Regions from separate parts of the Homo sapiens genome. Here region 1 is linked to region 2. A link is a loop called in an ENCODE intact Hi-C map of the cell type or tissue named here. Cell type or tissue: endothelial cell of umbilical vein. All regions are shown on one strand. Links, peaks and the distances in the headings refer to the core of each region. The heading gives the core; the rest is flanking DNA.

Region 1 (16,132 bases), core at 5,195-13,194, 420 kb before region 2:
GTGCCACTGCACTCCAGCCTGGGTAACAGAGTAAGACTCCATCTCAAAAAAAATAAAATAAAAATAAAAATAAGAAAATATGCATTTTTCTTATATGTCTATGAAAAACTTAGAAAAATCATTTACTTGGTCACAAAGAAATTCATAATAAATTTTAAAAGTGGAGATTTTACACATCTGGAGAAAATGAATGCTTTCCTAGTAAAATATAAAATGGCCAAAATTAACTAGAAGGTGAGTAGAAACTTAAATAAACTAATTACCACTGATGAGAAAAAAAATCTGCCACTGAAAAAGGCACCAGGTCCAGAGGGTTTCATGAGAGGGAACTGTAGAAACCTTTTGAATTCATCTTTGCCAACACCTTCCTCCTCCAGGAAGCACTCTTGGATTTCCCTCTTGCGAACAAGATTCTGGGAGGATGGCTCCTCCAACATGCCCCCCACAGCTCTTTGCAGATGCATCATGTCATATCATATCATATCTGCCATACCATAACTACCATGCCATACCATATCATAATTGGATCTGCTGTTCAATTTCTCCTGGACAGTAAGCTACCTGAGGGCAGGAACCATCCTTTATTTTTCATTGCTCCCTAGTGCCCAGTACAGCAGCTGACATTCACTGACTAGGTGAATATGGTAAGTGAAAAAGCAGAAGGCACAATCGTCATTACGCTGTGATGTCTCTATGGGAACTGCCCAAGACATACACATAAGAAGGCAGAATAAATGGGAAGAAACCAACATGCTAACAGTCATTTGATTGAGATTTCCTCCTATTATTCAAATATTTGTAATGGAGTTAAGCTATTTTTATAGGGAGGGAATAGTAATTTACACATTTAACTGGGCCAACGAGGAGAAAGGAAGGGGGAGGTTGGGAGGATTCTGCAGGCAGGCCCTTCTGCTACCTCTGCTTCCTCTCTCTGGCCCAGCCCCTAGACAGACACAAAGGCCTGGACGGGGGCCCCTGCCCCACTCCCTTCATGCCTCACAGGGGACCCCCAGCCAGGAGAAGGCAAGGAGGCAGGGTGGGCACCCACAGGGGCCTCAGTTGGACAGAAGGGTCCTGCGGGGCTCACCTGGCAACAGCTCTGCAAGTTCCCTCAACACCAGAATCCTTCTGCAATCTGGAAACAGAGCTTCCCAAAATTTAGCAAGAGCACCTGTGCCCCTATGCCCCTGTGCCCCAGAGCCCTAGTCCTGGCAGCCCTATTTCCCCCTCAATATGAACAAACAGCCGCTGACCTCTCACTCCCCGGCACAGATCCAGCTCTGAATCTCCCTAACATTCAGGCATGGAGCCCCGACCGCATTTCTGGTCAGCAGCTACCCCCTGGTCACGATCATGGACTTTCCCATTCCCCAGGGCCTGGCACTGACCACCCATCCAGGCTGGCATTCAGAAGTACTGATGCCCACCCTTCCCTGTACTGGACATAGTCATCTCTAAGAAGGGCAGAGAAAATAGGTCCATGGGAGCTAAGCTATGAGGAGGCAAAGGCCTAAGAATGATATAATGGACTTTGGGGACTTGGGAGTGGGGGAAGGGTGGGAGGGGGGTGAGGGACAAGAGACTACACATTGGGTACAGTGCACACCACTCGGGTGATGGCTGCACCAAAATCTCAGAAATCGCCACTAAAGAACAAACACCACGTGCTCCCCACAACTATTAAAATAAAATAAACATTAAAAAATAGGTCTAGAGTGAGGTCAACTACTGAGGCCTGGGAAGGAAGTGAGGGGGCAGGTGGGGCCCATCTCAGGCCTCTGGGGGCCGAAGGGAGCCAGGGACTAAAGAGGTGAGAACCAGGCGCAGGCTCCAGGGAGACCCCCAGAGACCATGTGGCCTGCAGGGGAGTTGGGGGGGTGTGCAGGGAGATCTCTGGGGGGACAGCAATGTGGGGTGAGGGTGGGAGGGGTACCCAAGAAGCTGCTCTCTCCTAAGTCAGGTCCTAGGCAGGCAGAGGGGCTCTTGGGACAGCCTGGGGCTGCAGGTGAGTCCCTGGGAGGGAGACAGCTGAGGCGGCTGCCCCAGCTGGAGGGTGGGGGTGAGGGTTGTTGGAGGAGGGAGTACAGGCAAGGGGCTAGCTGGAGTCCCCTCAATTTGGACTTAGCTTCCTGCTATTACCAACGCCCCTTGCCAAAGGCTCCCTGGCTGGCCCTGAGTGGGGACAGGTGGGTCTGTCCCGAGGCCAGTTTCTTTCTCTCAATCACAGCGGCCTCGGGCTGCCCTCGGAGTTTGTCCTAGGAAGTGGGTGCTGGGCCTGGATCCAGAGAGGAGGGGCCCCCAGGTGGGTTTTAGGATTTGGGAAAGGGAGGGGAGAGAGTGGAGAAACTGCTGTGGCCGCCCTCTAGTCCCTCAGGGGCAAGGGCTCACTCACAGTTCCCAGCGGAGGAGGAGAAATGAGGGCCCCCGCTCCTTCCAGTCGGGGCTGCCTGCTCAGGTGCGGCGCCTCCAGGGTTGCTTGTATAAGAAGGTGCAGCAGACCGGCTGGAACTTCCCTCCCAGCGGCCAATGCCCCAGCAGCAGGGGCGGGCTCCAGGCCAGCTCCACCCACCTGGGCCTTCCCACTTCTGGGTGGGGATGGTGACTGCACCCTGAGATCCCAGAGCCAGGACCACAGCCATGGGGAAGAGTCTCAGAGGCCCCTTTATTGCACCGCCTTTGGCCTGGCTTCCCAGGGCTCCCTGAGTGGCCTCTTTGGGAGAGAGGAGGAGTCATCCCTGCTTACCTCTCCCTGTCTCCCTGTCTCCCCTCTCAGAAGGGGTTGCTTCTGCCCTCTCCTGGGCAGCAAGAGAACAGGAGACGTCCCTCTCCTGGGACATCAACTCTCCCACCACAGGGCTGGGCACGCAGGATGCTCAGAAGAAGGAGCGCTTGCTTGCCTTCAGCTTGTACTGTTCTTGCTGAGAGGAACAGGGTGGCCAACCCTAAAGGCCACCTGGCTGAAACTGAACCTGCTGGCCAGGGTGGGGCTTGGGGTCAGGGGCCTGGAACTGTCCTGGACACAGCCACTTCCTGGCTGTATGAGCTTCGTCCTGTCACTAAACCTCTCTGAACCTCTGTTTGTACTCAGGGCAAATGGAGGTGCCTACACCTGCCTTCCAAGCTGCTGGGAGCTTAACCCTGGGTTACAAGCCTTTGAGCAAGAGCCCACAGGACTGTTAGCCCCTTTGGGACTGCGTCTTACCACACTTTGTCCCCAGTGTCCAGCACAGTGACCAGCCCACACCAAGTACTCAATATGTGCGATTAGAGTGCATGGGGAGTGACAAGGCTGTGAAACACCATCCATGGCAGGAACTCCTCTGTTCTGGGGGTCCCTGGCCTTGCCCAGTAGCCTGCCCTAAGCCCTGAGCTGCCGCCTGACAGACGGGGGTCCCTATACACTCCCCAGTGCCCCCGTGCCATGCCATCCCCACATCCTGCCCCCTCTGTTCTGCACCCACTTTCTTCCGAGATCCCTTCTCAGCAACAATCTCCTCCCCATCTTCAGCCTCCCCATCTCCTGCCCACCCACCTGAACCTGGGGATGTTTCCATCTATGACCTACACCCCCTCTGGCCACGCTGTGTCTCTCTCTCTCCTTCTGTCTGTTGTCTACACACTCAATTCGCACCCTCACTTCACTCCTGACCACTGCCCTCTGCCTTCAGCACCCCCCTGACCAGCTGAGCTTCTAGTGGCCACTTCGGATAAGTGTTATATGGCCTTTCTCTCACGTCACCTTCCTGTGCATCTTTCTTCTGGACACTTCTTGTCCTCTGAGCCAGCACTCTCATGCTTCTCTTCCCTTTGTCTGGCACCTAAATCCAGGCAGGCCCCACCTTTCTCCACCCTGCTCCTCCCCAAGTCCCCCCCACCCCCCAACTCAGTAAGCAGCACCACTGTCTGCCCACAAGTGCCAGCTGGGAATCTGAACTCAACCCGATTTCCCTCCCACCTCCCTCGGCCCCCAGACCCTGCCCATCCATCTCCCAAACCTCTGTTACCACCACATGCCCACGAGACCACCAAGAGCTTCGGCCATTCTTGAGGCCCTGGCCACAGGGATTTTTTTCTCAATCCCATTCCTGTCTCTGCTAAAAGCCTCACAGCAGCTGCAGGATAACGTGCACATTCCTGGCAAGGGCTCATGAGGCCCTGCCCCGGTGGGCACCCACTCTCAACCCCATGCTCCACTCTGAGCCCCGGCCCCATGTCTTCTGTTGCTGGCCTCCTATCCAAGAGGGTGAGTCCCCCAGGACCGTGGCTGTGCCTGAGTCCTCTCTAGATCCAAAGGCTCACCAGGGCTCTGCAGCTATTTGGCTAGTTCATGCCTAATGAACGAGTGAATGGGCCTGGAGGATTATGGTGGGGAAATGCCGCCTGGGACAACTAAGGGCAGGGGTGGGGTTCCCTTGTGGGGGCAGGACCAACTCCCTACCCTGGACTTTGTTGGGGGTGGAGCACCAGGGAGAGCCACAGCTGCCTCTTGAATAAAGCTCCGTGGCAGGGAACGTGGTATTATTGCACTCATTGCACAGGGGAGGAAACTGAACCAGAGACGCAAAGTGACTTGTGGAGGTCACATAGTGAATTAGGGCCACAAGTGGGGCCAGGGAGCAGCCTGTCTCTGGCCAATGTCCTAGTTCCCCCCTGGGTAAGTCCCCTGCCCTCATCACCTGTGCCCCTCCCCCCATATGCCACTGCAACTGGGAACCTGCTGGGAGCTGGAGGAAGGATGGGCAGAGGGGCCACCTGGCAGGCGCCCTGGCAGCCGGGGTGATCTGTCTTCTCAGGAGATGTCAGGACCTGGGCAGTCTCCTTCCTCTTTGGTCCTGGGGCCTGGGGTGGTGGCCCTTGGGCAGACCTACAGAGGCCTGGCTCATAGGTAAGGGGCTGCCGCACCTCCGCCCTATTCAACATACACTCTCTGTGCACTCTGTCTGAGCCAGACCCTGGGCCAGATGCGAGGTTCAAAGAGCAAGGCCATTCCCCCACCTCCAGGGGCTCCGCTCAGACGGGCAGGCACCGTCCCACCGTCACTAGGACAGAGAATGTGGAGAGGCCGGGAAGTGCGCCACCGGGAGCCTGCGCAGGAAACGGAGGGGCGCTGCGGGGGAAGAGCGCTGGCATCCAGCCACCCATCCCAGAGAAGCTGCCTGGCTGGCTGGCAGGGGCGCGAAACAGGAACCAGCCGCGGTCTCCAGCCCCGCCCGCCGGGTGCCGTTTTCCACCCTGGCCACAAGGCGGCGGGCTGCCGCTGCAGGAGCCAGAGTGAAGGCGGCGCAGACCCAGGGAAGCCAAACGAGGATGACCCAGTCTGGGTGGACCCCCTGCTGCTGCCAAGCGCTTCGAAGCCTTAATTCATTTAAGGCTCACAACCCTAATCCTTAGGTATTGTGCTTACACCAGAGGACGCTGGGCCTGGGGGGGGAGGGGGTGGTCCTCGCTTGTAAGTTAAGTGGCTGTCAGCAGCTGGCAGCTGCCCCAGCAAAATCCAGTTCCCCTTTCCCTAGTCTCAAAACCTGAGCTCTGCATTGTAACGAGACAGGCGGAGGGAACACCCAGCAGCGGGCCTACGGAGGCGTGTCTCCTTCGTCTGGGCATCCCGGACTCAGTCCTGGCACATGGTGGGCATCAGTGTTCATGGTAATGACATCAGGCACAGCGAAATAAATCAGAGGCTCCCAAGGTTCAGAGGTCATCTGTCCATCCCCTCCCTTTGTGCTAAAGAACAAACCGAGACCCTGAGAGAGGAAGAGAGCTGCCTCTAGATCATCACACGGCCGGTGGCAGATGGCAGAACGGTTCTAAGCATCCTTTTCTCCCCCTCGGGCTGCCCCTCCCTGAAAAGTTCCTAAAGTTCAAAATGTCAGAGTCCCCCAGAGTGTTCTGAGGATGCAAGAGTGTTTGTAAAACGTGCTCTATTTTCGATTTCCCAGATTAACACAACTGGATTCTGAAGAGGGGAAAAAACAACCTCACTTAACACGTCTTTCTGAAACAAACCCATCAGGAGTTCTTTTAAAAAAAAAAAAAAAAAAAAAAGGAACTGAAATGCTGGAAGCACCCTCAAAGGGAAGCAGACGCCTGACTTTCACATCCACCCTCTCATCTGACTCCAGGCTCCTTGAGCTGGCGGCAGGCCCGCAATCCCCCGTTCCGTGCCCAGATGCACTTCGGAATATAGAACAGCTGGGACTTGGAAAGATAATATGTGGCACCCACCTGCTGTAGGTTACATAACCTCCCAGCAGGGCTTGGGGCAGCAGCCGGCCATCGAGCTTATTTGCATTTCTGCAGCAAAACATGAATATTCACACAAGTGCGATAAATAAAGACCATCAACAGCCTCATATCAGTTCAAGCGCAATTTTGCCACCAATTTGATTACGAAAAATCTTTCGGGCTTCCAGGGAGCTTTGGAGCCTGGAAATTGCAGATGAGGGATGGGGGCCTGCACTGTTTCGCGGCTGGGGAGAGGGAGCTCATCCGAAGTCTTCCGACAGAGGTGGGCGTCATGCCCGACGCTGAGCGGAGTGGGTCTCCTCGAGCCCAGGCTCCCTGCGGGCGCTGTCCTCAGCGAGCCTCCCCGCCTCCGCGCCCGGGGTCGTACCTGCTTCACGATCTCCTACCGCGGCGGGCCGCGTACCTCCTGGATGGCCTCTTAGACGTTCTCTGAGTCGCTGCGCGACAGGGGCAGCAGGCACACCCAGGAGCCCGCTACGCTGCAGGCCTTGAAGCTGCCGCTGCTTCCGAGGTTGCCGGCGGGAGGCGAGACGACGGCGCGCGTCAGGTCGTCCAGGGACTGCGCGGGCCGCACGGGCGCCGTGGGCCGCAGGTACAGGCAGGCGGGCAGGCCGGGCGCCAGGCTGCTGCGCTGGCTCGCGGCGCCGCGCTGCGCAGGGCCGCACAGGGAGCTGGCCCCGCCTCGGGGCTCCGCTGGGGGGCCGTTGGGGGCCGCTGCCACAGCCGCGCTCACGAACCGGTAGTCGTAGGCGAGCGGCTCAGGGGCTGCGGGTCCCGATGGGGGGACCTGGCGGCGCGTCAGCGGCAGGGTTGCCCAGCGCAGGCAGCTCGCGCACGTACTGCGCGGGCAGGTAGAAGGGGCGGCCGCCGGGCTTGCGCCGCACGTGCCACCAATGCTCAGTGCTCTGTGCTGCGCCGCAGCGGCCGGTAGCGCTCATTGGGCGGGATGGCCACGCGGCGCCCGTCCTTGCCGGTGTACTCGAAGGGGTGCTCCACCAGTACGTACACGTCCCCCTCCACATCCGCCGCCATTGCGGCCGCGGCATTTTCCTGCAGGCAACAAGGAAGAGGGCCGCGGAAGTCAAGACCACTGAGCCCGGAATAGCCCAGCACTCGAGGAGAGACTTGGGTTCGAGTCCCGATGCTGCACTTGCCGTTCGCCTTCGGGCCTCAGTTTTCCCATTTCTAAAATGAGGACTTGAATAAAATCACATGCAAGGCTTCCATTCTTACACTCAGTGCTGGAATTAGGACAACCTCTTCATTCCGTGGGGTTGATTCTAAGATTTCAGCCTCGCTTCAGTCCTGCGGTGGGGAGATTGTGGGTAGTCTTGGTCCAAATCGACTGCGAGGGAAACTTTGGCTTTAAAACGAGGGGTGATTACCTGCTCTAAGGTCGACACCACGCTTGCTTGATAGTTGACCGTGCCTTAGTTTTCCCGTCAGTCAAGTGGGAAGAGCAGCCCATTTCCTGCCGCTCCCCGGGCCCTGTCCCGCCTGGACGCCTCCCTCCAGGAGCCTGCGCCCCGGCCCCGGGGTCAGGGTTGGGATGCGGGCTCTGCAGGCGCCCCGGCGAACAGCTCTACCTGGAGGCTGTCCCTGCCCCGCTTAGTCCAAGGGCCTTGGTGTGGGGGCCTCCGCTGTCAAGGCGGGGGAACCGGTTCTCTCGGTTTCTCTCCCCTTCCCCAGCGGCTTCAACGCAGACGTGAGCCCGAGCCGGGCCCGCCCCCGCCCCCTGCTCTCCGGCTCTCACGCCGCCCCCCGAGAGAGGCTGCCCACCTGCCCTGTGACCCCTACAGTGTCCCCAAGAGAGTGGCCCCTGGAGAATGCACTCTGAGACAGTGACTGTCCGTGCGGAGTCCCAAAGCAGGGGCCCTCAAAGCTCTCCGGAGTGGTCACAAGCCCCGCTCCCGCCCCGGCTGGGTGTGTCAGGGATGGGGGAGAGCTTAACTAAATCTGCCGGCGCCCCTCCACCAAAGCCATGAGTCGGTGGTCTTCTCCGGAAGTGCATGGCCCCTCCAAGCTCCCACACTGACCACATCTCCTCCTGCCTCCTAAGGTGACCCAGGCCAAGGGCCAGGAGACCGCGGCTTGCCGAGGCTGAGGGACCGAAGGAGCAGGGTCCAATCCGGGACTCCCGTAGGGCTCCTTCGCCACTTTGTCAAGCGTTCCTCGACTAGGAAAGGGTATACACTTGAGTCACTAAGCACACTGGGCCCCGGAGGCGGGGTCATCGAGCTGCCCAGAGCCAACAAACCCCAAGGTGGACACTGCCCCGGCGCCCCTTCCCCCCGGACCCCGCAGCGCACTCACGTCTGCTGGGCGGGCCTCAGGGAGCCCAAGGGCCGGGTGGGCGGGGCCGGCAGGTTAGGCCCGGACCATCGCCCTGGGCGGGGCTTCCGAGGTGGTGCCGGAGAGGTTTCGCGGAATCGGAGCTGGCAACGGCAGCGAATAGGGACAGCGACGCTCAGGAGTGCTGTCACCCATACCCAAAGAAGCTGCGTCTGGGCGGGGCGAGGAGGAACCTGAATGCCTCTGCTGGGGACCTTGGGGGGCATTGGGACGAGGACCGGAGCAGAAAGCCGGGGTCCGGAGCCAGGAAGGCTGCGTCTGAAGGGGCGCTGGCTGGTCGCTAGCGGAGCCCAAGGAGGGTGGGCCTCCCCTGTCCCGCCTTCCCCCTTCCCTTCTCCCCCGGGGATTTGCTGTCCCGGAGTCCCTGCGTCCCTCCCGCCTGCGGCTCTGGGAATGCCGGTCTGGGGCTGGTTGTCTAGTGCGGGCGTTCCCGTTCGCGGGGAGGTCATTGGCACCCTGAATCACCCACTGCGAGCCCTTCCAACCGGATTGTAGACCTGCCAGCTCCGGGCCCACCTCCCCCAACAGGGCCTTTCCCGGAGCAACCCGGCCGGGCCTGGAAAAACTCCGAGAGGGATTCCCAGCGCAGGGACGCCCACCGGAGCGCAGTGTCTCGGGCTGGATAAGAAGGGGACCCGGCCACAGCTCCTTCGCCAACCTGCGGGAACACAGAGAAGGGGAGGGATTGGTGGGGGCCGAGAGGATCCCTGGAGCGCGAGAGCGCACCCGTCGCCAGGAGGTCCCCTGCGTCCACTGCCCAGGCGACGCAAGCTACAGCGGCGTCAACGCCTGGGTCGGCGCTAGGGGCCTGGGCCTGCTCCCCACCCGCCTCCAGAGGGAGGGCAGCCCTTCGCCTACCTTCTCCTCCCCGTGGGATGCGGCCCGAGCAGCTCCCGCCCCAGCACGGAGACAAGGGGAGCAGGCGCGCGGAGCTCCCGGGTGCGGACCCGCCACCTGCCGCACCCTTCCCTCCCCAACCCTGCCCCTTTCCCCACCCCCACCCCACCTCCCACCTCAACTCCCGCTCGGCGGCCCACTGCCTGCCCGGGCACCTCGGGGCGTCCGCTCGCCGGCCTCGTCTCCACTTGTCCCGGCAGGCGCGCGTGGGCTCGGCGTCCCGCGCTCCCTCCTCGACCGCGCGGCTCCGGCGCTGCCAGGTTTCCTGTATAGCACTATAACCAGTGAGGCACCGGCGGAGAGCGCCCGGCAGAACTTCCTCCCGGACTGGGGCTGGGCTGCGGTTGCGAGAGACAATCCCCGGCGTCCTGGCTTCCTGTCGCCTCTGGGCCAGGCCCGCGCCTGAAGAGGAAAGATGCCACCCCCTCCCCTGCATTTCCCGGGATCCTGGGCCACTCCCGGGATCCTGGCTGTCTCCAGGGAGGAAGAGGCCGCGGGGCTGAGATGGTGGGACTGGGGATGGCGGGAGTCTCCCGCGCAGCTTCTCCTGGCCAGATTGCCTTCCCACCATCCCCCACTCCCTCTTGACCCTTGCGGGGAAAGAGGTCCACCCTCCAATCCGTCCACAGGGTAAGCTCAGAACAACCTCCTGGGGGCCAGGAGTCCAGCCCCAGGGCCCTCCGCCTTGGGGGTCTTCTGTTTGGGAATTATCTGCCTCTCTGGACAAGCTGCCTCGCCCTGATCTGAGCCTGCGCTCACTCCACACGTCACAAACCACAGCCCTAGCAGACCCCCTGCCCTCAGGGGCCCCCAGAAACAGTTGTGCCTATGGACGTGGCTGTGTGTGCGGAGAGCTGGCTGATTCAGGCCAGTGTTCTGGGACGAAGAGAAGCCCACACCCCAGGCCATGGCCCCTCTTGACTCCACCTCCTGGGGGCCCAGGGTTGGATGGGAAGCTGAATCTGGCCACACTCGTTCTGGAACTCCCTTACCTCTGTATCTTTGCCCCTGCTAGGCGTTGCCCACCCGTGAGTCTACACTTCCTCTGAGAATCTCAGTGTGTCTGAGGCCTGGTGGCACTTTGGGACCCTCCAGGGTGGGCACACAGCAGAACTCAGCATTGGTCTTTGGTGCCCGACATGCTTAGAAAATAGTGACTGGAGGAATCTTCTCTCCCTCCCTACCTTTTAGGTCTCTCCCCACCTGCAGCACAGCCAGGCAGCGGCTGGCAGTGGTGATGGTCTTTGCGTGGGGTCAGGCAGGTATGATGCCCCACTCTGCTGCTTGGCGGCTGGTAGGCCTTGGGAGTTCTGCCTTATCTCTGCAGCTCAGCTTTCTTTCCTATCAATAGTAACACCCACTTCACTGGATTATTGGGAAGATTAAATGAGATCCACTAAGCAGTGCTTACCACATGCCCAGCGTACACCATATATCAGCTATTTTTTTTTTTTTTTTTTTTTTTGAGATGGAGTCTGGCTCTGTCGCCCAGGCTGGAGTGCAGTGGCACAATCTCGGCTCACTGCAACCTCTGTCTCTGGGTTGAAGTGATTCTCCTGCCTCAGCTTCCTGAGTAGGTGTGATTACAGGCACCCACCATCATGCCCAGCTAATTTTTGTATTTCTGCAGAGACGGGGTTTCTCTATATTGGCCAGGCTGGTCTTGAACTCCTGACCTCAAATGATCTGACTGCCTCGGCCTCCCAAAATGCTGGGATTACAGGCGTGAGCCACAGTGCCTGCCTATATCAGCTATTATGACACTTTTATTATGTGATGAGCTCTTGGGGTTTGGACTGGAATCTCCAAACCACCCGTCCTCCTTCAGGCAGAAGAGAAGGGGAAGTCCCAGCTACTCGGGAGGCTGAGGCAAGAGAATTGCTTGAACCTGGGAGGCGGAGGTTGCAGTGAGTCGAGATCACACCACTGCACTCCAGCCTGGGTGACAGAGTGACTCCGTCTCAAAAAAACATGGGTGAGAAGGGGAAACAAGTGCCCTCAGAGGCGCTTGGCTGAGGATGGAGAGGGGCTGAGCCCACTGGCAGGGCAGAACCAGGTCATGTGCCATGGCCCTCCACTGGGCCTCCCTCCCCCAGTTTCTCTTCTCTTCTCTGGCCCTACCATCTATTGTCCTTGGGGGAAGCTGTGGCACCTAGATGGGCAGAGGGTGCCAACTTGTAATCTGAAAGGGGCCTTCAAGGACAGGAAATCGCAGATCTGAATGTTGTCTGTTTCCATCCCATTTTACCGCAATCTGATTTCCCTGAGAATTAGTCTGTTTCCAAGGGCGCCTTCGGGAAGAATCCTCACAGGCCTAAGCCCTCCCCAGGCCAGACTCCTGCCCACTCAGGGATGGGGCAATGAGGGCTCTGACCAGGCCAGGCTTGTGGTCATGGCAGGTGCATAACCCAGCTCCTGGCTTAGGAGGTATTGGCATCTGGGCACAGGTGTGCGCCATGACCGGGAGAAGCTATGCACAGCCTCCACCTGCCTGCCACCGCCACCTCTGTTCTGCACAGGCATCCAGCTCCAAAGCTGGGTGGGTGACTCAGCAGCTGATCACCCCCAGGGAGGGGTGGGGGTGGGCTCATCTCTGACAGTGACAGGTGGATCTCCACCTGAGGCCTCAGACTCCAAGCTGAGCGCAGGTAAGACAGCTAGGACTGAGGGCCCGCTGGGTCCAGGAGAGGTGGGAGAAGGCGACAGAGAGACCAGCAAACCCACATTTCCCTGAAGCCTGGAGGGTCTGAACTTCACTTCAAAAACAATTCCAGGCTCCCACCCCAGCACCAAGGCCCCTTCAAAGGCAGTCCTGCTCCGGGGAAGTTCTTCAGTCTCCAGTGTCCTGGCTGGGCAAGTTCAGTGATGCTTTGGGAATTCATAGCTTTGTGAGGCGGCGGCTGCATCCACAGGGCAGCTCCCCCGCATGCCCTGCACAGCTTAGGGCGAAGGACCAGGTCATTTCTCCACAGTGCAGGGCCCAGCTGCCTGCTGTCTCTAGGGTCCTGCCTATCTGTGCCCTGGCAGGGGTCAGTCAGGCAGAGAGGGTGACCCCGGGCACCCACCAAGGTGGGCCTGGAGCATCTGCAGCAGTGCCCCTGTCTGTAGAGGGGTGAGGAGGGCACGGGGATTGGGGGTGGGCAAGACGGCGACCCTCCCTAAACCGAGGAGGGCTCATAGTGCTGAAAGTGCTGGTTTCCAGTCATTTCTCCTTCTCCTAATGGGGCCAAGGCCCCAGGCTAGAGAAGAGCTAGGGGCTCTGACGCTGAGAAAGGGGTGGGCTCAGCAGGTGAGACGCACTGGGGTGGGGAGTAAAGAGGAGACAGAGAGGAAGTGGGGTCACCAGGACTGGCCCTGCCCTGCTGAGGGGCGGTTTGGCACTGGCAGTGAGGGCCAGGAAAGGCACTGGGTGGGCCCACAGGCCCTGTCCCAGCAGTGGCCTGCCCAACAGCCACCCGCTGCCTCTAGGACAGGCCTGAGAGGCTCCTGTGCATCCGCTGGGGGTGAAAATGTCTGGATTTCATGGGTGACTCGCATACGGTCAAGAATAAAAAATACTTTCTGTTGAAATATGAATGGGAAAAACCCACCTTAAAAAACCAGACCTTTTAATCAGGAATGTGGAATTGAAAATGTTCCCCAAGTCCCCTTTCCACAGTGTTTGGCCAGCCCTAACGGAGGCGCCGGGACGCTGGTGAGCCAGGGCCTGGTGAGTAAACGGCCCTGCCTGCCCCAGACAGGGAGCATCTGGTGGTGGCCACGCCTCCTGCAGCAGAGGGGTGGGGGGAGGGCCAGGGGACATCATGGGGACTTCCTGGGCTTTCTGTAGGAGGCCAGTGCTCTGGTCACATCTGAGGTCTTCCTGACAAGGGGACACAGCTGTGACACGGTGAGTATCCTGGGCTGATAGGAAACCCAGCTGGGATGGCTGAGCCACACTCACCCCCGGCCTTCAGAGTGGGATCAGCAGAGGGGCATCAGGCGAAAACGTTCTGTTGCTGGTACTTGCGTCAGCGAGCACAGCGGGGGCAGCCCTTCTTCACCACAGCCTGGCAGCTCTGGTGGAAGACGGTCTTGCACTTGGCACACCTGGGGAGAGAGCAGCACACCTGCTGGTGCCGGCTGGGCTGGAGGTTGACCTGTGGCCACGCTGGCCAGCACTTTTGACCAGAACCCACGATATGGCTGTGACATACTGTGTAACCCATGCACGCACGCTGTGCCTTTCCATCCCGGAACAGGAGATTCTCGAAACAGTGCTTACCCATACGTCACACAATGCACACTGATATTCTCTGTCCTACTGCATTTTTTATAAATGCTGCTTGAGATTCATTAAAGATTTCTTACCTGTATTTTAAAAAGCATTTACTTATTTATTTATTTATTTTTGAGACAGAGCCTTGCTCTGTTGCCCAGACTGGTGTGAGGCTCACTGCAACCTCTGCCTCCCAGATTCAAGCAATTCTCCTGCCTCAGCCTCCCAAGTAGCTGGGATAACAGGTGCCCACCACCACACCTGGCTTACTTTTGTGTTTTTAGTGGAGACGGGGTTTCACCATGTTGGCCAGGCTGGTCTCAAACTCCTGACCTGAAGTGATTCACTCGCCTCGGCCTCCCAAAGTGCTGGGATTACAGGCGTGAGCCACCGCACCCGGCCAAGACTGTATAATTTTAAAAACTCACTCCCAGGCCCATTCAGGGCTGAATCCCGGCCAGTGGACACCGATAAAAAAAGAACTAATGTTCCCAGTTCAGTTTTCCACTCCCACATGGGTTGCAGGAAGGTCTGGATGAATTTTTCCATTGAGAGGTTGCTGATAATGAGCAATAACTGGGAACAAGAGGGATCATTTCAGCAACCGAGGCAGTAGCAGTGGCAGTGGCAGCTACCACCCACCAGGTGCCCACTTTGTGCCTGGTCTTATGCCAACAGTGCAGGGCGGTAACTCATACAACCCTCCTCAACCCATGCATACACTGAGACCCCAGGAGGCTCCACTCAGAGAGCCGGCAGCCACCTCTTCTTTAGGAAGACAGATGGTTCTGTAGAGGCAGAGGAGTCCTGGGAGAGCTTGTCTTGCCCCCTGAACTGGTCCAGAGCTGGCCATGACTGCCCAGGGCGTGGGCTGCCCTGAACAACTGCACCGCCCCTTGGCACGGCACAAAGCAGATGTTCAATACATTCCTGCCCATAGAGCGAAGCCTGCTGCCCTGCGTGCTTGGGCCAGGCTGTGGGTGTGGCGAAGGGTAGGGCTGGGAGGCAGCTGGCTGGGTGTCCCGCATACCTGACTGTGGTGTCAAACTCAGAGGGGAAGATGATGTCGTGGTGCTGGCAGATCTGGCAGATGAAGCTGCGCTGGGTGCACAGGTCGCAGTGGTAGACATGCTGGGAGGCAAATTCAATCAGGGCCTTGAGGAATCCTTCATATACCTCATCTGCGATCTGCGGAGGGTAAGTAGGAATCCTTCATACACCCCGTCTGCGATCTGCGGAGGGCTGGTAAACTGAGGCCCCAGGCCTTTCAAGCAGCTGCACTGAGTCGCCATGGCACCCTGCCTAGAGAACTTCTACCCCCAGTTTCCATGCGGGCAAGAAAAGAAAACCTCCCTGAATCAGGCTGAGTAGTGGCAGCATCCAGCCCGTGGGTACTGAGGTCACTCGGGGCTTATGGGATTTATAGATGAGACCCAAATCCACTGTACCCTCCCCTTGGGGAAAGGAGTATTCCAAACTCTCTTCCCTACGATCCTGGGGTTGCTGGAGTTTTATTTCAGGGGTGCTGGGGGTATCCGTCCCTGCCCAGGAAGCTGGGGCAGCAGGGCAACCCACCCTGAGCTGCAGAAAAGCTGCAGACTGCTGTCTTCTTCAGTAAACTACAGACACCCTCTCTCCCATCTTCCTTGCTGACTTCTCCAGGAATGAAGTCTTTCTAGAGTTCTGGGCGGGGTAGGCATGACACTCTCACCTGCCGGAGGTCAGCAACACGGAACCTATGCGGAGACTCCAAGAGATAATTCCGGTGGTTGAGCCTTCAAACAAAACACAAGCGATTCTTTAGAAAAGTTTCGAAGACCCAGGCCAGCCCGTGTTGTTTATTTTCATTCCCCTGGCGCTGCTCACCAGGCAGACACCTCCCGCCTGGGCGGGGCAGGGCCTAGGAGCACAATTCAGCCTGCTTGGGACCCGGTCTTCAAGGTAACTAACTAGCTGGTTGGACCTTGGACATGTTACTTAAGCTCTCTGAACCTTGGGTTCCCCTCTCTGGGAAATGGAGTTGTCTGGATTGAGTAACTTATTGAAAGCATTTGGCTTGGTGCAGAGCTCACAGTAAACATGTAATTAATTAATTAATCATGAGGAGGATAGGTGCTGACATCTGGGACCAGGAACTGGGCTAAGAGCTTCATACGCACTCATTCATTTGATCCTCACAATAATCCTGTGAGGCTGGTACTAACACAACCCCAACTTTGAGAAGAGGAAACAGAGAGGTTAAGTCACTTGCCTGAGGTCACATATCTAGTAGGTGGGAGAGCTGGAGTTTGAACACAGGGGCCTGGCTCCTGAGCCTGCACCCTTGTCCACCTGGTAAATGCCTAGAGATGCAGGCTGTTGTCATTATTGCCAAAGTCA
Region 2 (16,132 bases), core at 3,268-11,267:
GAGTTGAAGACCAGCCTGGGCAACATAGTGAGACCACATCTCTACAAAGAATAAAAAAAATTAGCCAGGTGGTGGCACATGCCCGTGGTCCCATCTCATCATGACACTGACGTGGGAGGACGGCTTGAGCTGGGGAGGTCAAGGCTGCAGTGAGCCATGATTGCATCACTGCACTCCAGCCTTAGTGACAGAGCAAGACAATGTCTCAAAAAAAAAAAAAAAGTTACGAAATTACAGCTAGATAGTGTTCTGTAGCACTGAAGGATGACTGTAGTTAATAATAATACAGTATGTATTTCCATAATAGCTAGAAGAGAAGGAATTAGCTCTTCCTCCAAATAGTGTGTTTGGACCAATTAAGCCCCAGGTTTAAATAATGGGCCTAAGTTTCCAAACCCAGGCATTATCCTGAGAAAGGGTAGAACCCAACATGGCAAGAGTCTTGGAGTCTGTGGCAACTTTGGGCTTCTAAGATGGGTGCAGAGACACAAGTTTGAACACTCCAAGTTGGTTTGAATCTAAAAACCTATTGATAAAATATAAACAGGCCATATTTTAATGAAATAGATACAGAAAGGCCGGGCATGGTGGCTCACACCTGTAATCCCAGCACTTCGGGAGACTGAGGTGGATCGCTTGACCCCAGGAGTTTGAGACCAGCCTGGGCAACTTGGCAAAACCCTATCTCTACCAAAAATACAAAAAAAAAAAAAAATTAGCCTGGCCTGGTGGTGCGCGTCTGTGATCCCAGCTACTCAGGAGGCTGAGGTGGGAGGATTGCTTGAGCCTGGGAGGCGGAGGCTGCAGTGAGCCAAGATTGTGCCACTGCACTCCAGCTTGGCTGTCTCAAAAAAAAAAAAAAAAGAAAAAAAAGAAAAAGAAATAGGTATAGAGGAATGACAGAGGGACTGGATGGAAGACAATGTTTCATTTCACAAGTAGAATTGGGACTGATTTTGTCAAATACCTGCCAATCCCAAGGGTTATTTGATTTGAGGAAATTTCTAGGAAAACAGTAATAAGTATGTCACCAAATCGATACAGGAAAAGAGGACAGCCTGGTCAGTTGACCTGTGTATTGATGTCATATCTTGGGTGTCGAGCTTCTAGGAAATCATTTTCTGTTTCCTTTTCAGGATTGTGAAATACAGTGAGCAGTTCTCATCCAACGATGCCATCATGTCAGGCTGCCTCCCCAGCAACCCCTGGATCACCGATGACACCCAGTTCTGGGACTTAAATGCCAAATTGTATGTATTTTATATATTGGTGTTTTTTAAAAAACCGTTTTTGAGTTACAATTCACATGCCATAAAATTCACCCCTTCAAAGCATACAGTTCAATGGTTTTTATTATATTCATAGAGCTACAATCAATTTTAAAACATGTTCATTACACAAAAAAGAAACCCTGGACGCCCTCCAGCCTTAGGCAACTATGAATCTACTTTCTGTGTTTACGGATTTGTCTGTCTGGACATTTCCTATCAATGGCATCACTTGGAATCTGAGGAATGACAGAGGGACTGGCTGGCAGACAATGTTTCATTTCACAAGTAGAAGAGGAACTGATTTTGTCAAATACTTGCCAATCCCAAGGGCTACTCGATTCGAGCAAGTTTCTAAGAAGACAGTAATAAGTATGTCACTAAATCGATACAGGAAAAGAGGACAGGCTGGTCAGTTGACCTGTGTATTGATTTCATCTCTTGGGTATTGCGCTTCTAGGAAATCTAGGAAAGACTATGGGGTCTTTTGCGACGAGCTTTTTTCACTTAGCATCATGTTTTCAAGGTTTACGAATCTTGTAGCATGGATCAGAACTTCATTCCCATTTATGGTTGAATCATCTTCATGGTATGGATGCACTAGAGTTTGTTTATCCATTCATCTGCTGATGGACATTTGGGTGGTTTCTGCCTTTTAGCTATTATGAAGAATGCGGCTATGAACATTCGTGGGCAGGTTTTTGTGTGGGCATATTTTCATTTCTCTCGGGTGTATATCCAGGAGTGGAATTGCTGAGTCAAATGGTGACTCTATGTTTAACAACAGATTGGTTTTGAAAATTAAAAAATCATATGTATGGCTTTGCATGTTTGATATCTAATTAGCGTAAACTTAAGTTCTGGGCGGGCAGGGCCCTAAACCTGCCCTTTCCCTTACCCTTTGGCTTTTTTTTGTCAGTTTTGAATAGTCATTGCTCACTGGACCTGCACGCTTGTGTTATTTGGAAGAGGGGGCAGAGGCAGAAACACAGGAGAGTTCCGGCACACAGAGGGAGGAAGAAGAGAAGGGTGTAATGGTCAAATTAGAGGGAGAGAGAGAGGAGGACAGGGGAGAAGGGACAGGCCTGAGTGTGTGAGGGAGGTGGGGTGATGGGAAAGGAAGGAGTGCCAGGTATAGGTCACAGCTTGGGTCAACACTGCCGAGGCCATGAGGAACACACAGGTGACACTGACCCAGCTGGGTAAGCAGGCCTGGCCTGGGAGGGCCCTGATTCTCATCTTAAGCAACACTGGTACCTATTCCACGTGGCCCGCTCTGGGCAGCCAACAGGTTAAGGAGGCCACTCCTCTGGAGTCAGGGGTCCCCTGTCTACTAAGGTCAACTGCAGAGCCAAAGACTCTAGAACTACCTTCTGGGGAGGCTTCCCTTATCCTCTTTGGGCTCTGGCTGTTGGGGTGCTTCTCTGCAGCCCATGTCTGCCTCCCAGCGTACTGAATGAGAGAGGCGACCTGTGTCTGCCTGTGGACAAGCATGTGCGGACGCTGGCTCTCCCTGGAGGAGAAGGCAGGGAATCTGGCCAGGAAGAGGGTTGTCCTAGGAGGGCTTGGGGAGGAGAGATGGATGGCCGCTGAATTTTAAATAAAATGGGGAGCATGGTATTGAAGACAGGTAGAGATTGCTGGCAAGAAGAAAAATGTGTGTTCTGTGTAAGAACCGTTGATCAGAGGGCACTGGGTGGGTGACAACTGGAACTCCCCATTAAAGTGGGAAGCCCTGTTCTTTTTTGTGGATCCTATATGTTTATTGAACCAAATATATATATACACATATATGTATTTGTAAGTATATGTATATATATATTTTTATTGGTGCACCTATCAACTGTGCCGCGTACACTGAACCCCGTTTTTAGTCTTATATCCCTCACTCCCTTTTCACCCCTTTCCCCTGAGTCCCCGAAGTGCATCGTGTCATTCATAAGCCTTTGCATCCTCATAGCTTAGCTCACATGAAAGCGGGAAGTCTTGTTCTTAATGGTTTAGATTTTAGAACAGTATTACAATTACTGGGGAAGCTTAACAAAAACATCAACGTTCAGGCCTTATCCTCCCAAACCTCTTATTTGGTTGGCCTGGGTTGCTGTCTCACCACTATCAGCGTTTTTTGAAAGCTCTGCTGATTTTCACAAACAGCCAGGATTCTTAGGCTGGTTTACAGCGTTGATTCCCAGTGTGGGCCCTGGACCAGCGGCATCCGCAGCACCAGGGAACCTGTCAGACATGCGTATTCTTGGGCCCCACCCACTCCTACTGAATCAGAAACTCTGAGGTTGGGACCCAGCAATCTGTTTCAATGCATCTTCCAGGTGATTCTGATGCATGTGGAAGTTTGCAAACCACTGTCGTCATCACAACTCAGCTTCTTACTAATTATGTGAGACTTGGCAAGTATTTAATCTCTTTGAGCCTCAGTTTTCTTGACAATGAGATGGGATAGTAATACTCAATTCATAGTGTTCTTTTAAGGATTCGATGGTATGTGTGTAACGCACAGTACCTCACATAGGACAATGCTTTGTGAATGGCAGTTGTTAATGTTATCAGTTTTCTTATTGTTTGTACACTTGTTCTTATGGAAAGTGTAAAACTTGCTTGGCATGCTTTATCTTGGATCCCATAGACATGAATTGTGCCTGGTTCTGGTCCTAGCTGCTACATCAGTGGGAAAAATGGTGTGAGGGACTTGAAACCTTAGTTTCAAAGGTCTGTGTTAGGTTTAGGAGAATTCCATAAGGGATAGGAGAGAACACTGAGTCTTTTTCTGATTCTCTGGAATGTTAGATCTCTGCTAGCTGGGCTCGAATATCCTACCTGGGATCAGGGAAATCTTTCCAAACAAGGAGGTGCAGTGGGACCTGCATCTTAGAGGAAGCCCTGAAAGGGAGTGCAGAGATGGCAAATGGGTCTACTCCGAGGCACATGGCCTGAGGCAGGTACAGGAGGAGCCACCGGCTCCCACCAGAAGCCAGGGTGTGCCATGGTAGGGGGGCAGCTGTCGTGGGTGATAGGCACCCAGCAGGTGGCAGTGATTGTAGCACCCATCACCAATGCTGCTCCAGAATTCTCTCCTAGTCCAGGTGGCAGCCTGACCCTCTGCTGGCCAGGCTCCAGGCTGTTACCATGCCTTGGAGGAGGCATTTGAATTCGTTTGTCCTTAAGGTTAAGTGAGCAGGACCTGAGTGTGGGCTCCCCACGGTGGGCATCCTCCTCACCTCTGGGATGGTCATGTCTTTGATGTGAGCCCCGGGGGACTTGTCTGTGGCTGCATCTTCCTAGCAAGTGATTACTTGGCTTGTGTGTTATGCAGGGATTGGGAGGAGGAGGATTGAATTGAGCCCTGGGCCATGAGACTAAAGGCCCTCACCCCAACCCAGGCCACCACCTGTCACAACCGCTACCTCTCTGGTGCATTTACAAATCATCCTTGCAGGGTGGAAATCCCAACCAAGATGCGAGTGGAACGATGGGCCTTCAACTTCAGCGAATTGATCCGAGACCCCAAAGGTCGACAGAGCTTCCAGTACTTCCTCAAGAAAGAATTCAGTGGTGGGTCTTTGTTTACAAAAAAAAATTAAAATAACTTACTTTTAGAAAGAGTCCTTTAATGTCTAGCCTAGGGTTTGGGGAATTTCTCAGCAGATGTTTTCAGAGCTTTGCTTATGCCCTTAAACAGTTGCTTCCTTTCACAGCTTTAAGAATGGGACCTGAGCCCAAGACTCGTTCTTTCCATAGACTCAAAGAGGCCCCACCGTCTGGGGGAAAATTGCACCTGCTCACAGAATCTACATCAGGATCCCTCACATTTCTGAGGGCTCCATCCATCCTGGATGCCCCCACTGTCACCCGAGGAGCCCCCGCTCCTTCTAGTCAGCCTCTAAATATAATGAACCTGGAGGAAGGGAAGGGAGACAGGCAGGCTTTCCCTTTCTTTCTCTTTTTGTCTCCCAGCCTGATTTTCTTTTTTCTTTGTTTCTTTCTTTTTTTTTTTTCTGGAGACAGAGTCTTGCTGTGTCGCCCAGCCTGGAGTGCAGTGGGATGATCTCAGCTCACTGCAACCTCCGCCTCCCTAGTTCAAGCGATTCCCCTGCCTCAGCCTCCCAAGTAGCTGGCGTTACAGGTGCCTGTCACCACACCTGGCTATTGTTTTGTATTTTGAGTAGAGATGGGGTTTCACCATATTGGCCACGCTGGTCTGAAACTCCTGACCTCAGGTGATCTGCCCTCCCCAGCCTCCCAAAGTGCTAGGATTACAGGCGTGAGCCACTGCGCCTGGCTTCCTGATTCTCTTTAGCTCAGTGGTTCTACACATTCAGTCTGCCTGGGGATATTTTAAAACATGTTTTCCTGGATCTCATCCCTAAAGTTGCTTTTAAATTGGTGGGGGTTGGAATCCTTGAAGTTTTGGAAACTCCCCAGATGATTCCAATGTGTGGTGATTGACAGCCATCACCTTAGCTCCTGGCCTGATTTCTTCAGGGCCTTAGGAGGGTGTGGATTTTAGTGAAATGGGCAGGGCCACATTTTGTCCCATCTCTGAATGTCACCTCATGAGGGGAACTGTGACTTTTTTTTTTTTTTGATATGGAGTCTCGCTCTGTTGCCCAGGCTGAAGTGCAGTGGCATGATCTCAGCTCACTGCAACCATTGCCTCCGAGGTTCAAGTGATTCTCCTGCCTCAGCCTCCCAAGTAGCTGGGACTATAGGCACGTGCCACCACACCTGGCTAATTTTTGTATTTTTAGTAGAGACAGGGTTTCGCCATGTTGGCCAGGCTGGTCTCGAACTCTTAACCTCTAGTGATCCACCTGCCTCGGCCTCCCAAAGTGTTGGGATTACAGGCGTGAGCCACTGCACCAGGACTGTGGCTTTTTAAATATACTGCACTTCCCGGAGAAGCATCCACAAAAAAACACGAGGCCAGATCAGAACCAGGCTGTGCATTCACCACCTTCATTGAAATATTTACCTTTACGGGATTCTTTTACTTCCTTGCTCAGTACCCAGCCCTGGGGGCATCACTCCTGAGCCTTGACACTCAGCTGCTTACTACCCAAGATCCACTTGTCTGTGGCACTGCTCCAGAAACGAATCCTACTGGACATGCCTTTAGCCTGGCTGACTGCCGGATGCAAAACATTACATGATAATATGGATTGTTGATAATCATCTCCCTAATCAAGTCTAATTGCTGCTCTAGAACAAAACCCAGAAAAGATGGATGGACTGGCGAATAAGTGGTTATAGTGCCATCTAGTGGCAAAGTGACAACATACACCCTGAATTTATTATCTCCCCCCCACTAATTCCTTAGTGAGAATCCAGCGAAAAGATTTCCCTGCATTATTTAAACCGTATTATTAGCAATCTCCTCATGAGATTCCTGAGGCTTTAGGTATGAACAGGGCAGATAAATCATCAATTTGCTCATTTACTTTTTAAAAAGATTTTTAAATTGAAATATTATTTGCATATGATGAAATTAACTTTTTAAAAGTGTACAATTCAGGGGTTTTAGTGTATTCACTAAATTGTGCAACCATCATCACTAATTCTAGAACATTTTTGCCACATTAAAAAGAAACTCTTTACCCATTAGAATCATCTTCTATTCCTGCTTCTCCTGCACCCCAGCCCTAGGCAACCACAAATCTACTTTCTACCCCTACGGATTCACCTCTTCAAGACATTTCATGTAAACGAAATCATGCAATATGTGACCTTTTGTCTTTTTTCACTTAGCATAATGTTTTCAAGGCTTGTCTGTGTTTCAGCATATAACAGCGCTTCTGTTCCTTTTTTTTTTTTTTTTTTTTTTTTTGACAAATTCTCACTCTGTCGCCCAGGCTGGAGCGCAGTGGCGTGATCTCATCTCACTGCAACTTCTGCCTCCCGGGTTCAAGTGATTCTCCTGCCTCAGCCTCCCAAGTAGCTGGGATTACAGGCGCCCGCCACCATGCCCAGCTAATTTTTGTATTTTTAGTAGAGACGGGGTTTCATCATGTTGGCCAGGCTGGTCTCAAACTCCTGACCTCAGGTGATCCACCCGCCTCGGCCTCCCAAAGTGCTGGGATTACAGGCGTGAGCCACTGCGCCTGGCCACGTGGTTCCTTTTTAATGACTGCATAATATTTCCTTCATTCCTTTTTAATGACCCCATAATATTTCCTTGTTTGTATGTACCACATTTTGCTTATCCATTTGTAAGTTAATGAACATTTGGGTTGCTTTGACTTTTTAGCTGTTATGAATAATGCTGCTATGAACTTTGGTGTACATATTTTTGTGTGCTCATTTAATATTTTTGGTGGGAAAACGTATGTAACATAAATTTTACCATTTTAACCATTTGCTTTTGAGACGGAGTCTTGCTCTGTCGCCCAGGCTGGAGTGCAATGGTACCATCTCGGCTCACTGCAACCACTGCCTCCCTGGTTCAAGCAATTCTCCTGCCTCAGCCTCCTGAGTAGCTGGGATTAGAGGCGCCCGCCACCACGGCCGGCTAATTTTTGTATTTTTAGTAGAGACAGGGTTTCACCATGTTTGTCAGGCTGGTCTCGAACTCCTGACCTTGTGATCCGCCCCCCTCAGCCTCCCAAAGTGCTGGGATTACAGGCGTGAGCCACCCATGCCCAGCCGAAATCTTCTTCCTTTTTAAGGCCAAATGATATTCCCTTGTAGTCTTCACCATATTTTGTTCATCCATTCTTTTATCGATGGACATCTGAGTGCTTTCCACTTACTGGCTATCACGAATAATTGCTTATTTAATTTTACTAAGCAATCAACTGTCTTTTGCTATGGGCAAGATGGTTTACATGGCACTTTTGTCAGATCAGTTACATTTTAGTTGAGAGCATCACTGGTCTGTGATCTCAGTCCAAAGAACGCCCTAAAGTTCATGCTGAAAAGGAAGGACCTCTATAGAGCTATGGGACAAATGCCAACTAGTTTAAAATTGTGCAGCCTTTTCTAATATGAAGCACCCAGGAGCTTTTAAAAAAATGCAGTTGACCCTTGACCAACACTGGTTTGAACTGCACGAGACCACTTATAGGTGGATTTTTTTTTCAGTAAATATATTTAAAAACTTGGGGGGATTTGCAACAATCTGAAAAAACTTGCAGATGAACTGCATAGCCTAGAAATAGAAAAAAGTTATGAAAAGGTATCATGAATCCATAAAATATATATGTAGATACATATCCACTTATGTGTCCATTGACTGTTTATGTTATTAGTAAGGCCTCTGGTAAACAGTAGGCTATTTGTAGTTAAGTTTTTGGATTTTCTACTGCATAATGGTCTGCGCCCTAACCCCTTAATTGTTCAAGGTCAACTGTACTGAGAAAAGAGAGGAGAGGATTTTGTTGTTCATTTCCCCACACTGTGACACACTCCACGATTTACACACACACACACACACAGACACACACACACTTGCTCTCTCTTGTGATCGTCTTTATTTTCCCAGGCAAAAATCACCACCTGGGACCACTGTATGAACATATGCGTGGTACCTCTGGACGCTGCAGGTTAGAGAACCTCGAGTTGGAGGGAGATGAAGGATTTGGGGGAACCTGGCTTTTCCTTCTGGGCCAATCCCCTCTGGCTCAGGTGATGCTCAGTTCAGTCCTGCTCCTGGCCAGACCTTCCCTGAGGGTCAGTCCATCAGCACTGCTTCTTGAACAGCCTCTCTGTAAGAACCGTTGGCCTGGAATATGTCTGGTGAGGGACTGCAAATGATGGGTTCTCTAAGCACAGCCAAACAAAGGAGGAAGAACTCACGCTCAGTCATTCAACGGGAGCAAAGGAAGGAGGTCTTGATGTAGAAAACCGTAGCGTAGCAACGCATGTATAGAAGCCTATTCATGTGCGAGCTCGTTCAAGCAATATTTCCTACAGCCAAATTCTAGAATAAAAAAGAGTACGACAACCTCTGGGGGGTGATATGAACTCTGGCCTGTGTATTGTTGGAGGAAAGGAAGCTGCCACGGTGTGAATGCATTGCTGCAAACATGGTAGGTGCCAATCTAGTTTATTTCTAAGGCCACGTATTGAGCAATTACTAAGTTCCCAATGTTCTTCCAGGCCGTAGAAGTGAAGATGTGGCTCCTTTCCCCAAGGAGTATTGTTGTCTAGCATCACAATGTGCAATAGCTTGTTCTGCGGCAGGAAAGGTGTTCACTGAGCTGGGAAATGGAATCCATCCCGGTTGACTCATTTCTTTTATTTCCTCTTTTCTTCTTCCAACTTATTTCCTGCCCGGCCCTCATCCACGTGGACTTCTCACCATGCAGGAGAGAATCTGGGATTCTGGGAAGCCTGCGAGGATCTGAAGTATGGAGATCAGTCCAAAGTCAAGGAGAAAGCAGAGGAGATTTACAAGTGAGCATCAGCCAGGGTGCTGGAAAGCCTTCCCTTGGGCCTCTGAGGACCACCCCATTGTGCTTGAGGTGAAGATAGGATGAGAGGACAACAGCCTGGTAGCTGGCTGGGCCCTGGTCAGCATCAGTTCACTGTACTTGCCATGCTAGAAATAGTTCCCCGCTGCTTTGGGAGGTTTGGGGGTTCCCTGAAGAAAGCCTGGTGAGACATGCAGTGTGAGTCACCTGTTCCTATGGGAATGTGTCTAGGGGTTAAAAAAGCAAGCTGTCCCGAATTACAGTGCAGAGTGCTCTGTCTTTGACTAAAGCCTTCTTAGGTGTCCTGAGGGGTGTGTGTGTGTGTGTGTGTGTGTGTGTGTGTGTGTGAGAGAGAGAGAGAGAGAGAGAGTGAGAGAGAGAGAGAAGAAGCAGCAAGATGGGAAACCTATTCCTCACGCTTCCTTAGAGATGTGAGGAACACAGGGGAAGGGAGCTCCTCCCACATGTCTGGGACAGTGAGCGCAGCTTGGGGTACAAACATGGGTGGGCACATCTCATTCCTGACATCACGGCTCCAGCCCCCACTTGTTCTGAGCAGCAATAAGTCTGTCCCTCTCCATGACTGTCTCTCCTCCAAATTACACAAAAGCCAAGAGTTCCAGGTTAAAAGGGTCAGTCCTGTTTTCAATGGCCAGGTGGAGAGGGAGGGGAAGGTGTGATGAGGCTCCCAAGGTTGCTGAAAGCCACACTCCCCCTCCCCAACACTCCTCCCCCTACAGGCCTGGTGGGTGCTCCTGTCCTGCTGTGGTCCCATCTCTGTGGGTCCTTTCATCTGCACTGGCTGCAGTGGACATGAGTCCTGGATACTGAGGGCCCAGCATTGTTAGTTCATACTCACATGCTTAGCCGTGTTGCCCAAAGCCCAAGCACCACGCTGGGCTGGAACCAGCCCTTTGCAGTCACCAGACTGTGGTGCTGAACTTTGGGCAGCAGGCCAAACAGCCCCTTCCCTCTGAGGACTTAGCCTCTGGACCCTGGATGTCCTTCCTGCAAATGAACTCAGATTGCAACACCCCGGTTTCCAGAGAAGCACCAGCAGCATTGAAGAGAAAAGCTTGAGGTCTCACTTCTTCTTATACTTAGAGGTTCATACACTCTATTGCAAATTTGCCCAGCTCCTCCCACAGGGAGGGGATCCATGCGCTGAGAGAAATGGGGGTGCGGGTGGGGTGCAGTGGGGAGGGCTGTCGGTCCGGGAAGCTTCCATGACATCCTTTGCAGTACAATGGGTGCCTGATTGCCTTACACACAGTGACGCACACACAACTCCTGATTCCAAAAATCTGCTACAGGAAGCCCGCTGCCTCTGCCATTAGACCAGTTTCCTTCCCCAGGCTCCCTGGTTATGTTATGTAAATCTCAGTTTCAATTCCAAAATTTTAATGTACATCTTAGAAAGGTAGGAAAATATTCATATGAGTATTTCTAATTCAGCAACAGCTCAGAACTGGAAATACTGAGAGAGCTCTGCATCCCGACATCCCAGGTAGAGCCACGGGCTCAGGAAGTGTGGCCAAGTTTGGTCTAATTGGGAGCCTTGGCCTGTCTGCCCAGCGGGTCAGACCTCTGGGTTCTGGGACTATGGGCTGCCTCTCGACACAGCATGTGAAATTCATTACAAAGCACATGTGGGTTGGGAGGAGAGCAGAGACCCCCAGAACACCTGTGTGAAGGTGTCTTAGCCTGGTCCCAGGTTGCCCCTGGAATCCTGGTGCAGAAGGTGTGAAGTTGGAGGCTGAGTTCTTCACCCTCATGGCCAGGACCTAATCCGACCTGGGCCCCAGCCCCTTCTTGCTCTCTCTCCTGGAGGTTGGAAACATCAAAGTTAAATATTCATATTCCCAATACTGGAAGTTTCTTGCTTCAAGGAAAAATTGCTTGACAACCTCTTCAAAAGTTCATGCTCTTTAGTGTCTCCTAAAAAAACCACCACCCTCACCCTCGGTAACCGATTCGTATCAGTCCTTCCCTCCCAAGCAGCTGTGAGCTATCCATGAATTGACTTGGTTTAGTTACTTTTGCTAACATCTCCCTCCCACCCCAGGCTGTTCCTGGCCCCGGGGGCGAGGCGCTGGATCAACATAGATGGCAAAACCATGGACATCACAGTGAAGGGGCTGAAGCACCCCCACCGCTATGTGCTGGACGCCGCACAAACCCACATTTACATGCTCATGAAGAAGGTAGGTGGGTCCGTGCTGTGGATACGGGGTCCAGATAGGCTTTCTGTCACTAAGTACCCGGAAAATTCTTTAGATATAGGAAAAAGAGAGAGGATACGTGGATAGAGCTTTGCCGGTTGTGGCATGCAGCTAAGCATGGGGGCTCATGTCTGTAATCCCAGCTCTTTGGGAAGCTGAGATGGGAGGATATCTTGAGCCCAGAAGTTTGAGACCAGCCTGGGCAACACAGTGAGACCCTGTCTTTATATAAAAAAGAAAGAGAGAGAAAGAGAAAAACCCCAGAATTGTCAACCGTCTCTTCCACCTGTCCACTGGGGTGGACTTGCCTTGAGCCCCTCACCCACGGGCCTAGAGGAACTCCTGTAGAAGCTGTGTGCATCCTTACGGGCCCCACTCTGCAGCAGTAGACAGGTAGGAGTAATGGCATTAGTAATGACAACATTATAATAACAGCCATCATTCGTTGAGGGCTTACAAGGTGCAGTCGCTGTGCGAAACACAGAACTTTATGCTCAAAGACAGCCCACAAGTTAGGCTTTGCTGCTCCAGAATCTAGTGGCTTGGTCAAGGTCTCACCAGAGATGGGGCTGGGATTCATAGCCAGGTCTGCCTGGGTTTCAAGGCCGAGCTCTTAGTTTCTGCTGCAGAGTGATGGCAATTCTCACCACCCTGGCCCCAGGCAAATATTACACATAGAGGCGTAGTGTCTAGGAGAGACAAATTTGTGTGTGTGTGATTGTAGTAAGACCCTGTGAGAATTTAGATAGCCCTCTGGATTATTAACAAAGTGCGAATGCGGTGGGAATTTAAAAAAAAATATGTGAAGGGTACCTGAGAGAAAAATCAATCATTTTCTTAAGAAACTAGAATCGGAGGCTCAGAGTTAGCCTTAAAGAACTTGTCTAGTTTGATTCTTCTTTGGTGCCATCCTTGACAAGACTTTCTTTGGGTGCTTCAACTTCTCATTATGGCAATGATTTCTTTAAGGGCAAAGTATCTTTATAGGATATAGGTTATGTGATATAGGCTATTTGATATAGGTTATGTGATATAGGTTATATGAGATAGATTATGTGATATAGGTTATGGATATTGGTTATGTGATACAGGTTATGTGATATAGACCATCTGATATAGGTTATATGAGATAGATTATATGACATAGGTTGCGTGATATAGCTTATATGAGATAGACTATGTCATACAGGTTATATGATATAGGTTATGTGATATAGGCTATTTGATATAGGTTATATGATATAGGTTATATGAGATTATATGACATAGGTTACATGATGTAGGTTATATGATATAGGTTATAATGTGATATAGGCTATCTGATATAGGTTATGTGATATAGGCTATATGAGATAGATTATATGATATGAGTTATATGTTATAGATTGTAATGTGTTATAGGCTATCTGATGTAGGTCATGTGATATAGGTTATATGATATACATTATATGATATAGGTTATGTGATATAGATTATGTAATATAGGTTATATGATATAGATTATATGATATAGGTTATGTGATATTGGTTATGTGATATAGATTATGTGGTATCAGTTATGTGATATAGGTTATATAATATAGGTTGTGTGATATAGGCTATCTGATATAGGTTATGTGATATAGGTTATATGATATAGATTATATGATGTAGGTTACATGATGTGGGTTATATGAGATAGGTTATATGATGTGGTTTATATGATATAGGCTATGTGATATAGGCTGTGTGATATAGGTTATGTGATATAGGTTATATGATATAGGTTATGTATATAGGTTTGTGTGAATGGTAAATGCTGATTAGCTTTCCTGATTTATATTTCTTCTATTTAGTCTTTTATTGTATCATTTAAAAGTATTTTTACTTTGTTTTTAAAGCATGTAATAATTTAGAATTGCCGCCAAGCCAGATTAGCCATTTTCATCATTTTTTGAATCAGTGGGGTGTTTCTGTGTGTTTTGAATCAGTGGCTGTCTCTTTGTTTTTGTTACTAGACGATTCACAGCAGGGTTTCTTTAATAATAATCCTCTTTAATGTATTTTAAAACGTTTTGGTTCTTAAAAATGTAGTTTTCGGCTGGGCGCAGTGGCTCACGCCTGTAATCCCAGTACTTTGGAAGGCTGAGGTGGGCAGATCACGAGGTCGGGAGTTTGAGACCAGCCTGGCCAACATGGTGAAACCCCGTCTCTACCAAAAATACAAAAATTAGCTGGGCGTGGTGGTGGATGCCTGTAATCTTGCTACCCAGGAGGCTGAGGCAGGAGAATCACTTGAACCTGGGAGGTGGAGGTTGCAGTGAGTTGAGATCGTGCCACTGCAATCCGGCCTGGGCGAAAGAGTGAAACTCCGTCTCAAAAAACAAACAAACAAACAAACAAAAAAACCTGTAGTTTTCATACGGCTTTTTAGGGGATGCCCAGGGAGGCCAGTTACTAGCCAGAATGGAACAGTCATTGGTAACTGCAGAAAAGAATGGCATATATGCCCACTGGACTCCCTATATGCCATTACAGCTATGTCCTATGGTGAAACACTCAACGTATCCCAGTGGCTCCATGGTCCCTATTCCTAGACTCTATCCTAGTTCTCATAACTTTTACTGCTCCCACTTAGTCTTTAGAATAGTGCCATTTCAATAAATTTTTAAAATACCTCAATCCCTGGTTTGTTGCAGTGGCCTTTGTCCCATATTGGGTATGACTAGAGTTTTCCGCTCGCTTAAAAGTAACGAGCATTCATGAAGCTTCTCTGAAATTGCCCAGAGTCCCAGTAAACAGCCCCATAACTGGACTCTACGCGTTGGTTGTTTTTGTTTTTGCTTTGGTATTCTCTTGCCTTTACACCCAAAACACAGGGCAGAAAGGGATGTCAATGGCTTAGAAGTGGGCTCCATACTCCTGGCTGCTCATCTTCCTTGGAAGAAAGTCTTGGAGAGGAGAGGTCAGATGTGCTCTTGTCTCATGCTGGCTTCACTGAACCACTCCAAGGTGGATCTTCATGTGTAGGGTTACAGACTGTAATTCTCAAACTTAAAGGTGCAGCAGAATTACCTGGAGACTGTTCAGGTAGTTGTTAATTGTTAATTGTTTAGGTGTCCTCATGTGAACAAATGATGACAGGCAATGTCTCCATACATGACCAGCTGTCTCACCTGTTTGGCATGTAGCATGCAGCATATGAGAATAAGTGAAACAAATTAAGCAGTTCTGGGTCTAGTGTACTTTTAACTGTAGCAGCTTTTATGCAACTGGCTACATTTACAACATAGGCTGAATCACAGACAATGTTGATAGGATCTGAAGCTGTGAGCTGTAAAACCTGAGACTGTTCAGGCTCAGGGTGAATCACTCCCAGAGTTTCTCATCAGGACGGCTGGGGCAGGCCTGAGAAGTTCCCAGGTGAAATTGATGCTTCTGGAGGGGACCACACTTGAGAACCACTGCTCTCAACACCTCCCCCAACACCTTTCACCCAAGGAGACAAATTCTCATAACTTTTCCATTCTACTGCCAAGGGAGGCTTGAAAATGGCAAGGGTATTGGTTTGATTTGACTGCTTTTTTCTCTCATAATTACTGTTGTTTTCTTGTTCCCACTAGGATTCTTATGCTCGCTATTTAAAATCTCCGATCTATAAGGACATGCTGGCCAAAGCTATTGAACCTCAGGAAACCACCAAGAAAAGGCAAGTGGAATTATCTGTAATTGCTGGCTGCCTGCTGCTTAGTTTACAGAGAAGTGAGGGTCTCTTTCAGCCAAATGGCTATTATGGAGATATTTGCTTGATGAAAATATTGGGGACTGGGAAGTATTGCTCAGGGAATGAGTGCCTCATTTGCTTCATAATGCCCTGAAATCACTCTAGCAAGATTTCCTTAGTAATTACCACCACTAAGTTTTGTTTCCCCTAAAGCTGGCTTGAAAGAGTTTAGAGGATCAGACCAATAATTACCCTTATCACAAATGGAAGCTTCTCCTTGGTTTTTTAACTGCTACTCGTTACCTCCAAACTGATGTATGGGAATTAATTAAGGTACATCCTTGTATTTAAATTGTTCTAAGACCTTAGAGAGAATAGCAGATTGCACCCCAAGAGAAAATGCTCAGTGAAGGGGAAACGGACAGTAACGGGCTAGGTATTCTTGCTGCCTCCGGGGACCATGTTTTAGAAGTCCATGAACTTGTTCATTCTCACTTTTCTCATTGGAGATGTGGA

What was found. Hi-C counts contacts between places; a loop is a spot of excess contacts. Peaks named below come from ENCODE experiments on the same cell type or tissue, not always from the same donor. Only the 100,000 strongest peaks of a DNase experiment are listed, where the experiment ranks them.
Region 1: a loop joins it to region 2, with 8 times the contacts of the local background. A loop is called at or near these places in 18 of 110 quality-filtered maps.

Annotation. Positions count from the first base shown.
Region 1 is chr17:64,771,784-64,787,915 of GRCh38, forward strand. MIR6080 (microRNA 6080) reads left to right here and starts at 8,976; the gene lies at 8,976-9,041. It also overlaps the pseudogene ARHGAP27P1-BPTFP1-KPNA2P3, the pseudogene ARHGAP27P1 and the pseudogene PLEKHM1P1. RefSeq lists enhancers at 6,015-6,684, 6,685-7,353, 13,196-13,955, 14,327-14,827, 14,393-15,592 and silencers at 6,840-7,059, 7,220-7,279, 8,533-8,582, 9,351-9,450. In endothelial cell of umbilical vein, for the core only: a CTCF peak has its summit at 5,249 (motif pointing right); DNase peaks (open chromatin) are centred at 5,218, 9,058 and 9,738; H3K4me3 peaks cover 2,311 bases; H3K27ac peaks cover 3,530 bases.
Region 2 is chr17:65,192,407-65,208,538 of GRCh38, forward strand. RGS9 (regulator of G protein signaling 9) reads left to right here. Exons shown (of 19, transcript NM_003835.4): 12 at 1,137-1,250; 13 at 4,720-4,835; 14 at 9,587-9,674; 15 at 11,757-11,895; 16 at 15,516-15,601. Among named protein-coding and RNA genes, the nearest start is that of RGS9, 63 kb to the left of the region's middle. In endothelial cell of umbilical vein, for the core only: a CTCF peak has its summit at 6,551 (motif pointing left); a DNase peak (open chromatin) is centred at 6,435; H3K27me3 peaks cover 384 bases.